Regions from separate parts of the Homo sapiens genome. Here region 2 is linked to region 1. The links are chromatin contacts, found by Hi-C or POLR2A ChIA-PET in ENCODE. All regions are on one chromosome and are shown on one strand. The core of a region is the stretch at or near the end of the contact, and the rest is flanking DNA. Distances in the headings are between cores, read along the strand shown.

What was found. A loop is a pair of places that touch in the nucleus more often than their neighbours do. ChIA-PET counts read pairs that join two places held with the same protein, here RNA polymerase II (POLR2A). Pooled maps may share reads with other maps.
Region 2: a loop to region 1 is called in a map of psoas muscle, with 5 times the contacts of the local background. The contact joins the promoter of SH3RF1 here to the enhancer-like site in region 1. A Hi-C loop is called at or near these places in 1 of 168 maps with a recorded cell type or tissue (psoas muscle), 1 of 37 single-sample maps with no recorded cell type and 2 of 50 pooled maps. POLR2A ChIA-PET finds 5 or more read pairs at or near these places in 1 of 52 experiments (GM12878).

The regions. Positions count from the first base shown.
Region 1 is chr4:168,708,833-168,714,241 of GRCh38, reverse strand. It overlaps PALLD (palladin, cytoskeletal associated protein), which reads right to left. Exons shown (of 22, transcript NM_001166108.2): 9 at 5,095-5,214; 10 at 2,319-2,661. Among named protein-coding and RNA genes, the nearest start is that of PALLD-AS1, 63 kb to the right of the region's middle. Within about 2 kb of position 2,886, at least 10 of the 41 ENCODE cell types and tissues checked have a DNase peak (open chromatin) inside an H3K27ac peak, as active enhancers do.
Region 2 is chr4:169,268,392-169,273,507 of GRCh38, reverse strand. SH3RF1 (SH3 domain containing ring finger 1) reads left to right here and starts at 2,552. Exons shown (of 12, transcript NM_020870.4): 1 at 2,552-2,649; 2 at 4,201-4,688. The coding sequence starts at 4,296. RefSeq lists silencers at 1,922-2,071, 2,112-2,871, 3,112-3,331.

The sequences.
Region 1 (5,409 bases), core at 1,637-4,136:
CTTTCAGAGGGCTGGGTTGGAAGAAGGGAAGCAGAGAGTATAAACTTTAATAGCCTCTGTGTTGTTTGAATTGTCACATCAAGCATCCACTGATTTTGTAATAAAACAAAATCCAATAACATATTCTAAATCATAAGAAAATTTAAAAATATATATTTAAAAAGTATCATCACATATTATTTTCTACCTAGTTAAATGGCAGGTAAATATGCAACACGAAAAAACAAAAATCAAGTGATTCCCTAAGAATATGTTTAAACATACGAAGATTTGAAAAAAAAAAAAAAAAAAAAAAAAAACAATGGGAAAACCTAGTACAAGTAAATGTTGTTTCTAAGCTGTTGGGTTTTGTGGTTAGGTGTTCTGCTTTTTCCCTTAAATTTCCTCATGAAGGGAGAGTAACCTATTTATTTGGGCCTCATACATTTAAGTCCATTTTTTCTGCATCTTATTTTATATTTTATCTTATATTTATATTTATATATTTATATATATTCATATTTTATCTCACTCACAAGCAAATCCTGATGTTCTTTAAACTTGTGCTTAAGCTGTCATCCTCTTAATGAACGCGAAGTTGTTTTGTCTACATTCTGTAGATATTACCCCCTTGCCATATACATTAACCTGGCTGCAAAGCAGAGCTAAAAGCTGCAGAGCTGTTGAAACTCCTGAGATAAGACGGGCTGTAGATGCCTCTTAACAGCTCCTCGTATTTGCTCTCCTGTGATTTACATCCAATTTATGATACCCATTAGAGTAGATAGACTTTACTTAATCAAGACCACAGTCAAGTCCTAGTCATTCAACACATTTGCCCTTTCTCTCCCTGGAGAGCAGGTCCCTTGTTTCATTAAAAGCACTGCAAATACATATTCAAAATGCAAAGATGAAAGAAGTCAGCAGTGGCAATTAATTTTATGGGTTGCTGCTACAAGAGCATAAATCTCTTTTAAGGACACCATTTTTTAGCTCATTATACCTGTTCAGCCTCTGAATGGAGATGGCGCATAGGTATTAAATGTTCACCAGCACCTTTCACACTATTGTGTACAAGCTTAGTGAGTAGCCCTACTGTCTTAAAAGAGAGCCAGAACACAATGCAAAATTAAGTAGAGGGTAGCAATATATCGATTTTTGAAACTGCAACCCAAGATTGTCCAGAAGTCTGGTTTTATATAATTGTTAGCCCATTTCTTAACTTAAGGTATTCTTTTGACTGCTTTTGTTATTTGATTAGTCTAATGTTGTTCATGAAATCACTCAGTAAACAATAAAGTGATGTACAAAGGTAAGGTGTTATTCTAATTCAAATATCTTTTAAATTCTAACATTTCTAACAAATGAACTGATCACAGAGAGAAAAGAGTAGGCTAGTCAATGCTAGGGAAATAAAGAATAACCCCTAAAGAAGCCCTTCCTGCCCCAAATCAAAAACATCAGATATGGGTAAATAGAAGGGGCTTTCCTAGGTTCTGGCAAATACATTCTCATGGGAATGTGACCTCATAGAATACATACACATTCACTATGACTCTTACATTTCCACTAACCTCTGGCAGGGCAGTAATTCAGGGTCTCTTGCGCTATGGTAGAACCCTTTGAGCTAATTTATTTCTGCCTCTCTCTGACATTGTAATGGCTCCATTCATAACAACTCTCTGCTGTGCGGTGCCAATGGAAACAGCTCATGCAAGGTTTATCATCCTAAGAAAATAATGGACATCAACTGTGAAGATGGTATTCATGGAAATATGCAGCTCCATGGAATTCCAAGCCAAGTAGCCTGTGTTGTGAAGGGCGCTCTTCTTGCCCACAAGCCTGCTTCCCTCCAGTTTCATTGCCCTGCCAGGATCTGCACCCTGAATTTCCAGCCTCAGTTTTTAGTCTTTCCCCGCTTGTCTATATCAGATCTTCTTACTGATACTTAATATTTAAAGTAACAAATGCAAAGTACTTATACTCACTTTTTGAAATGCTTTTAATAAAGGGCTGAAAGTAGATCCCCCTTTTCCATGGCCTCCAGGGAGTGGCTACATCCTTAGCTGTATGTTGGAAGCCCACACTGGGCACAGATATTTTCACAGCCATAACCAGTTATAGCTTTCAGCAAAGGGCAGATTTCACCAAGCTTTTCATTTCCCTTCTTTATTTTTAGGTGTCTTTTATATTGTTGAAAGACACCACTTGGCAGCAAGGTCCCATGAGTCAAGGCCAACTTGCCACATAGTTGAATACAGGCAAAAGTTTTTTTCTCACCAGACAGGAAATGTAACAGGGGTATGGAAATTATTATAAAACCATGCAGAAATACTCACAGTTTTGGTTTGGCAAGCAGAGGTGGTGGCTCCTTAGTGGGTGAAAGCAGGACAGCTGGTGTTGGAAGAGATTTATTACTGTTAGCTTTGCCGTTAATCAGTCCATTTACTCCACGGCTGGGATGGACTCCGTTCGTTTCCCTCTCAGCAGCATTGAATTGCATTTGAAGGGCTGCCCTGCTCAGGCCTAACTCAGGGTTGTTCACCTGCTGGATCTCAGATGGTTTCTTTGAAGCCAACTCCAAGGAACTTGTCTCCAAGATTGGAGGGGGAGGTGGAAAGTGTTGGAAGTGGTCATTGTTGGATTCTCCCATTGACTCGTAACTACAGTTTTCAGTGTTGGCTAAGGAAGGGGAAAGAGAGGAAAAACATAAGAAGATGCCACTAGTTCAACAAGTGATTTCACACTGTCAGAGTCTTCTGAGAATCCCTGTGTTGTGTGAAGTTGTTAAAGAAGAGGTGATTGTGCTGCTCTCATCTGACGCAGAAGCACTGCCAGCTGGAGGGCCTGGTTCTTTCAAGCTTGTTTTGAACGAGTGCTACCGTTTCATTTCCTGACTGAGCTCACATTTGGGGAACCCAGCTACCGAATCATAAAAATTCCAAACAAGAGCTAAAGATAGAACTTGGCAAAAAAAGTGACAACACAAACAGTATCAACCAACAATGCTTTGTCCTCTCACGTTTTGGTCCATGGGTCCGACTGAACATCCTAGCTGTCACTACTCAAATTGGCTCAAGCTGTAAAGGTTTTATGTGGATATTCATCTAAAGCTAGGGAAGGTAAACCTTGGAGTCCAAGTAAAATTTCATAATCTCATAAAAATATTTTTTTCCATATTAGGTGATTGCTCCAACTATAACTCAGTACGAAAGAGATTTTTATTTGTTGCCCTCAATAGGCTGAAAGCATCTTGAGATCACGTCTTTTTTAGATTCTGCACCTTGCCCACACAGCCCAGCAGAGCTCCTGGCATGCACTCAAAAATGCTTATTGAGGTAAACAAAAAGCTCAGAAATAAAATATTTGTTGATTATGTTTGACCTATAGCAGATTTACTGCAGAAACAAATGGAAAATATTACACACAAATTTTTGCCACTCAGACTTATAGAGCCCAGGGTTTTGGCCATATTGTTTAAACACTGCACTCCTGCTATGGCCATTTGATGGGACAGTGTTGAAGCCAACTCGGAATCAAAACGCTGGGGTCCTCTTTGCTCTGTAACTCTGATCCTGACACTTAGGTTTCTTTCAGCACTTACAGTAGTCATTCACAGAAACCATTTCCCACTTAAGATGACCCTCCCATTTCTTTTCTTAATGAAGATGAAAAAGCATTTACAGTTGCCACTCTAAGGTCCCTAAATAAGTTTTGGTTGTGTCTCTGCTGCCACCTAGCACCAAGTTCTTGCTCTTCTGAAGGAATCCAAGTACAATTCAGTTGTTCTCTCCAAGTCCGTATCATTTAACAAATGACCCATTTATTGATTCCCTACTATGTACATTATGTTCCAGGCTTGGTCAAAAACATATTTTAAAAATATCTTTAAGATGAATGGCAGAGATGAGGCAATTAAAGTAAGCTAATGCTCATTAGTAACTAGAAAACAGACAAATAAAAAGAAAAGAAAAGAAAAGAAAAAGAAAAAAAGCTGTTTCATATTGCCTTCCCTAGTGGTAAGTTTTTGAGTTTAGAAAATATCCATATATTTTTGAAAATTGACTTCAATAATACAATACATTGCTTTCTTTTTCATATTAGTTATATACTATCATTGATACAGACTATCAGTGAAATTTGAGTTTGAAGGCCTTTACAGCTTCTCTGAGTTTTATCTTGTATTACATTTTATACAAGAAGGCTTATCTTGTATTACCTTTTCAGAAGTTTCAACAGTGGATCAGACAATGGCTTATTTGTACAAGTATCTCCAGATCTCATGTGTTGGCACTGCTGAGAAAGTGACTGCACCTCTGATGCAGAGGTGGCTTTCCAATGTGAATATGATTCTAGGTTAGCGGGAGGATGTTAGGAAACCAGCTCCATCGTTTCCAAGACCAAGACTGCACGATTTTAAAGAAAGCCCCCTGTGTGTTCAGTTGCTACACGATCATTATCTTTTTGTTTGTCATCTCCACTTCACTCCTTCTTCTCCCCTCCCCTAAAGCCTTTGTTTCACGATGAACTTAGATTGTTAGGGTGACTCCTGGAGTGGCCAGATTCCTGAAGGCTGAGCTGAGCTCTCTTCCTGGGACAGTCGCTTTGTCCCTTCCTTCCTTCCTTCCTTCCTTCCTTCCTTCCTTCCTTCCCTCCCTCCCTCCCTCCCTCCCTTCCTTCCTTCCTTCCTTCCTTCCTTCCTTCCTTCCTTCCTTCCTTCCTTCCTTCCTTCCTTCCTTCCTTCCTTCCTTCCTTGATGGAGTCTGACTCTGTCACCCAGGCTGGAGTGCAGTGGGATGATCTTGGCTCACGGCCACATCCACCTTCTGGGTTCAAGTGATTCTCCTGCCTCAGCCTCCAGAGTAGCTGGGATTACAGGCACGCACCACCACACTCAGCTAATTTTTGTATTTTTGGTAGAGACAGGGTTTCACCATGTTAACCAGGCTGGTCTCGAACTCTTCACCTCAAGTGATCTGCCTGCCTCGGCCTCCCAAAGTGCTGGGATTACAGGTGTGAGCCACTGCACCTGGCCAGGACGGTGCCTTTCTGCTGTGGCCATCCACACTGGTGCTGGGGAACAGAACCCAGTCATTTTTTTTACTCCTCACATACCTGAGGTGACAACCAGCTGGGCAGTGCTGGTTGCTGATCCATAATCATTTCTTGCTGAACATGTAAAGATCCCTGCATCTTCAGGGAAAGTCTCAGCGATAACTAGGGTGCAAATCTCCTCTGGAAGTGAAGAGAACAGAATCATTCATCAGAGTTGAACCATGAAGTCACTTTTAAGAAGTGAGACCCTCCACCTTTCCACAACAAACAAATTAGGTTATGATTATTACAGATTCACTTTACAAAAGTGTTTACAATAGAATCTCTTTACATTTAATTTAGCAATTCTGCCTAGCAGAAAAAGCTTTGGAGGTA
Region 2 (5,116 bases), core at 1,303-3,802, 560 kb before region 1:
ATTTTTTTTTTCAACCATTTGACAGAAAATGGCTCAGGAGGTTAAAGTAACTTGCCTAAAACTTCACTTTACAGCTGGAGTAACTAAAGCTAATAAAAGTGTTGTGTTCTAAAAACTATAGAACATGCACCAGGGGCATTCAAAGAACTGCAGCCACATCCCAGATAATATTCATGAGATGTATGCCAGATTCTTCGACCACTGCAGTCTTGGGACACACTGTCTTCAGTTCTTTGAAAACGGGTGTGGCCAGGCGCCGTGGCTCACGCCTGTAATCCCAGCACTTTGGGAAGCTGAGGCGGGCAGATCACCTGAGGTCACAGGAGTTCGAGACCAGCCTGACCAACATAGAGAAACCCCGTCTCTACTAAAAATACAAAATTAGCTGGGTGTGGTGGGTGCCAGCCTGGGCAATAAGAGTGAAACTCCGTCTCAAAAAAAAAAAAAAAAAGAAAAGAAAAGAAAATGGGTGTGACTATTGATTTTCTTTTGCCAGGAGTTTCAAGAGCTGCACCATTCTATCTATGACCTTGTGTGCTGCTCTCTAAAAATACATAGGAAACCAAAATAAGAACACAATAAAAACTGTCCCTTGCTTTCGAGTAATTACATGATTAACAGTTTCTTCTTTCCCTTGGGAAGAGACACACTGCTTTGCTTTGCCTAGGGTGGGGATATGACGGTCCTGTGCAAAAGACAGGGCCTTGGAATGGTGCAAAGAGAACTGGACTTGGAATCCAGAGAGCTGGGACTGAGTCTTGGTTCAACATTACTTACTGTGTGACCAGGGGAAAGTTAACCTATTTGAGCTTCAGTTTTAATAACTGCAAATAATCCCTATCTGTTTATTGACTGTAATCTTCTGGTCAGCCTCATCTTCATCTATCTGCCCAGTTCCACATGCAGAACTAAGTAGTAACTTTCAGTTTGCAAACTGGACTAGAAATTCTCCATTCCATTCATTCCTTCCGTCGTCTTTCTCAGCTCAAATGCCCATGTATTTGCTCACTTCTAATGGAAGGGGAAGTGGGCTATTATTTTTGGTTTTCATACATTATGACTCTCAGCATATGAATCTATTTAGAACAAGGCTGAGAAAAGATGACATAGAGGGTTGCTGAGAGAATTGAACTGATGCATGAAAAATGTTCAGCACAGTGCCTGATTTACAGTGAGTGATCATTGTTAGCTGTCATAATTTTTTCAGGCTTATGTGATCCTTATGTCTTGAATGGTTTAGCTGTGGCCCTAGCTGGAGACTAGAGGATAAACTGAGACTCCTCGTCAAATCATAAACCTAGTTGGTGGCTGGGCAGAGATTTCTTGCATCATCTGTTGTAACCCTTTCTTCTTATAACCACCTAGTTTCTGCCCACCTTTGAGGAGGGGTATTTGGGATAACTTTTTGTAAATTGATGGTAAATGCAAATATAGTAATGTCAACTTTAGATCAGTGACAAAATTTTAACTTGCTTCTCCACTAAATCGAGACTGAAAAACCTCAAAACCTATGGACAAGATGTTTTTCAAAACTCCACTTCGGTTTACAGGTGTGTGCTTGGGGCAACCAAAACAAAGATTACTGCGATGATGGCAGCCACCCAGGCTCAGATAAAAGAGGCGCCTCTCAGCGTGCTTTGCGGTGCCAGCCCACCTGAGGTCAGACTCAATTCTCCCCACTTAGGGCAGGGATAACAGAGCCCCCGAGCCTGGGTTGGAAGTCCGTACTACCGTTTTCCTAGTCTTGGGCTTTGGGGTCAGCGGTCCTCCAGGCTTGCTCCGGTTTGGGTCCTGGGGTGACTGATGGCTGGGTGCGGACAGGTGGCCGCGGCACTGTCCCCATCGATTCACCACGCCGCTCTCGGCCCTAAGGGGCAACACTTCGCTCCGACTCTACCAAGTAAGTGTCCGGGGTGGGCAACCAGACGCAAAGCGCAGCGGGATCGGTTCCCGCCAGGGCTGCTCCCGCCGCCTCCGCGGACCCAGCCCCTCCCGCGCCGCGACTCGCCCAGCCTGGGGAGGAAGGGTCCGTCCAGGGCTCCCAGCCCCGCCGGGGGGAGGAGGAGGCGGCGGGACCCTGTCCCGGGGCTTCTTCCTGCTTCCCCCAGCCTCCACTCCCGCCGCCTTCCCGTCCGGTGGCTCCATTTTTCAGGCGCGTTCTCCTCAGGGAGAAGGCGTCCGTCCCCGAGCCTTCCCCTCGTAGTCCCCTGGGGGCCCCGCTCCCCATCCTCTAGGCTCTTGCAGCGCCCCCTCAGGCCGCCGCCCCAATCCCGCCCCCGGGCTCCGGCGGGGTACTGGGCGCAGGTCACCTCAGCGCGGGAGGCCGGCGCGGCGGCGGGTGGCTCCGAGAGGTGCCGCGCCCGCTCCCGGGGAAGGCGCTGTGGCGCGGGGCCGCCCCCTTGCGCCCCGGGCGCCGGCTGCGTCCCGGCCTCCTCCTCCTCTTCCTCCGCCCTCCTTGGCTGGGAAAGTGGGAGGCGGCGGCGGCGGCGTGGTGTGTGTGCGCGCGTGAGGGGGGCAGCAGAGAGGAGTCTCCCGGTGCCGCCGCGGCGTCAGAGACACTGCGAGCGGCGAGCGCGGTGGGGCCGCATCTGCATCAGCCGCCGCAGCCGCTGCGGGGCCGCGAACAAAGAGGAGGAGCCGAGGCGCGAGGTAGGGCGCGCGGCCGGCGCGGGGTCGACGGGGACCCAGCGTCGGCGGACCCCTAGCCGCGGAGAAGGCGGTGGTCTCGACATTCCCCCATCCCCGCCCTGGGTCGGTCTCTCTCTCCCCTCGCCCTCGGGTCCCCGTGGGCCGGGAATCAGGACCTGCGGAAGCGGAGCAGCCCGCGGCCTCTGCCTTCTCCGGGCAGGAAGCTGCCAGGGCTCCGTGCCGCGGTCTCCCCGGGCGCAGCCCAGCACCCCCTGCTTCCCGGATGGCGCGGTCTCTCTGGGGACTGTCGCCTTATCTTGGCTGGGCTAGAAAGCTGCTTCCCCGTGGCACTCTGTGGGGCTGAGTTTCGCAACTTAAGCCTGCGCATTTATTTTTAAGTCCTTGAAAACTTCCCGCAGTCGTGTAGAGGGATTTGTGTCCCCGGCCTGAGCTAAAGGGAGGCGGAGATGAGGGAGGCTGTAGGGTGAGATCCCCACGCCGGGACCGGCCGGGCCGCAGCCCCAGGCCGCGACCGGCTCCTGCCGGGTGCCGCCGACACCTGGCCCCGGGGTGTGTCTGCGGCGAGCGGCCGCCGCGCCTCCCTGCGGGCTTGGGAGTACCTGTGCTTGGCGCCGTGGGAGCGGGGGTGCAGCCCTGGGGCTCCCCCGCTCCGGCTTTGTCAAGAACAGCTGTTAATGCTCCCAGCCAAATCTTTTTACTCCCGTTCTCCTGGGCATTCACTTTTACATTTATTTTGGCGGTGGGGGGAGAGCGGCGCAGTAAGTGGCTTGCTTTTTCCTGAATGGCCTCATTTTCATATGCCCACAGTTTCCAGTCCAACCTTCCATTGTCGAATTCTTTTGGTGATAATTTTGCCAGCTTTTCTGAATGGGATTAGGACAGGCCGTTCAGAAATGTGTTTCAGAGTTTATCAACTACTGCCCTGAAGGGCGCTTTTCTGTTTTAGCTGCTTTCAAGCAAATCTGTGTCTTTTAGAATTGTCAACCTTCAGCTCTTTTTGGTTGGGCAAAATTAAACAGTTCTATTTTTAATAACAGCGAAGAAACATATGTATTTAATATTGGGATCATTTACCACGAGCGATTACATGAGGCATGGTTTCTTAAACGCTAAAGTGGCTTAAAAAAGGGAATTTAGTTGGATATAAAAGTAAATTTCAGGTAGAGGAAACTTTCAATGGCCTCTGTCAGCTTCTCCTATGAGTTGAAGACTTTATTAAGGCAGCTGATACCACTTTCAGAGCTTAAGAAATTATGTTCCTTATTGCACTTCATAAATCCTTCTGCGGGAATTATGTAATACTCTGTGCCTTGTGTTTGCCCAGTGAATCCCTAGATATCTTTAGGGGTTAATTTTGCGTTGTTTAGAAAGCCTGTTTTGTTTTCAGTTGTTGACTTTGGAGTTTAGGAACCCACATTCCAAAGCAAAGCTACACTATTCAGACAGGGAATAGTGTACTTTTGGGTACTTTTTGATTCTTGGCTCCTTTGAACTTTTTCCCTAGATAACAACACTCATGTTCTCTTTTCCCCCTTTTCCCCATGACTCTAGAGCAAAGTCTGAAATGGATGTTACATGAGTCATTTTAAGGGATGCACACAACTATGAACATTTCTGAAGATTTTTTCTCAGTAAAGTAGATAAAGATGGATGAATCAGCCTTGTTGGATCTTTTGGAGTGTCCGGTGTGTCTAGAGCGCCTTGATGCTTCTGCGAAGGTCTTGCCTTGCCAGCATACGTTTTGCAAGCGATGTTTGCTGGGGATCGTAGGTTCTCGAAATGAACTCAGATGTCCCGAGTGCAGGACTCTTGTTGGCTCGGGTGTCGAGGAGCTTCCCAGTAACATCTTGCTGGTCAGACTTCTGGATGGCATCAAACAGAGGCCTTGGAAACCTGGTCCTGGTGGGGGAAGTGGGACCAACTGCACAAATGCATTAAGGTCTCAGAGCAGCACTGTGGCTAATTGTAGCTCAAAAGATCTGCAGAGCTCCCAGGGCGGACAGCAGCCTCGGGTGCAATCCTGGAGCCCCCCAGTGAGGGTAAGTAGCCTACAGAGGTAGTTTGGTGAATAAAGGTGGTAATGTCCACATTTTTTCTTTATTCTTTAGCTTGGTGTTTTCGAAGTCAACTCATTGCTTAGGAAACCATACATACTGGAACAGATAGATTATACCTCTGAATATTTTTTTCCCCCATCTTGGAATGAGATTGGATATAAATAATAAATTTTATTGTTTTGAAAATTATCTCTAGATAGTCTCTGTTATCTTTTAAGATAAATTTTGGGAAACAAGTAGCAATTAGTGAATGAAATCTAAACCAGCTTTTGTTCTGTGCCCATTTTAAAATGGAAATTTGGTATTTTATCATTTTGATGGGGCTCAGAGTCATAATTACATGTATGTAGTACATATGTAGTATATATGTTGTAAGTATGTGTGTGGGTAAATCATAAATAGGAAATCAA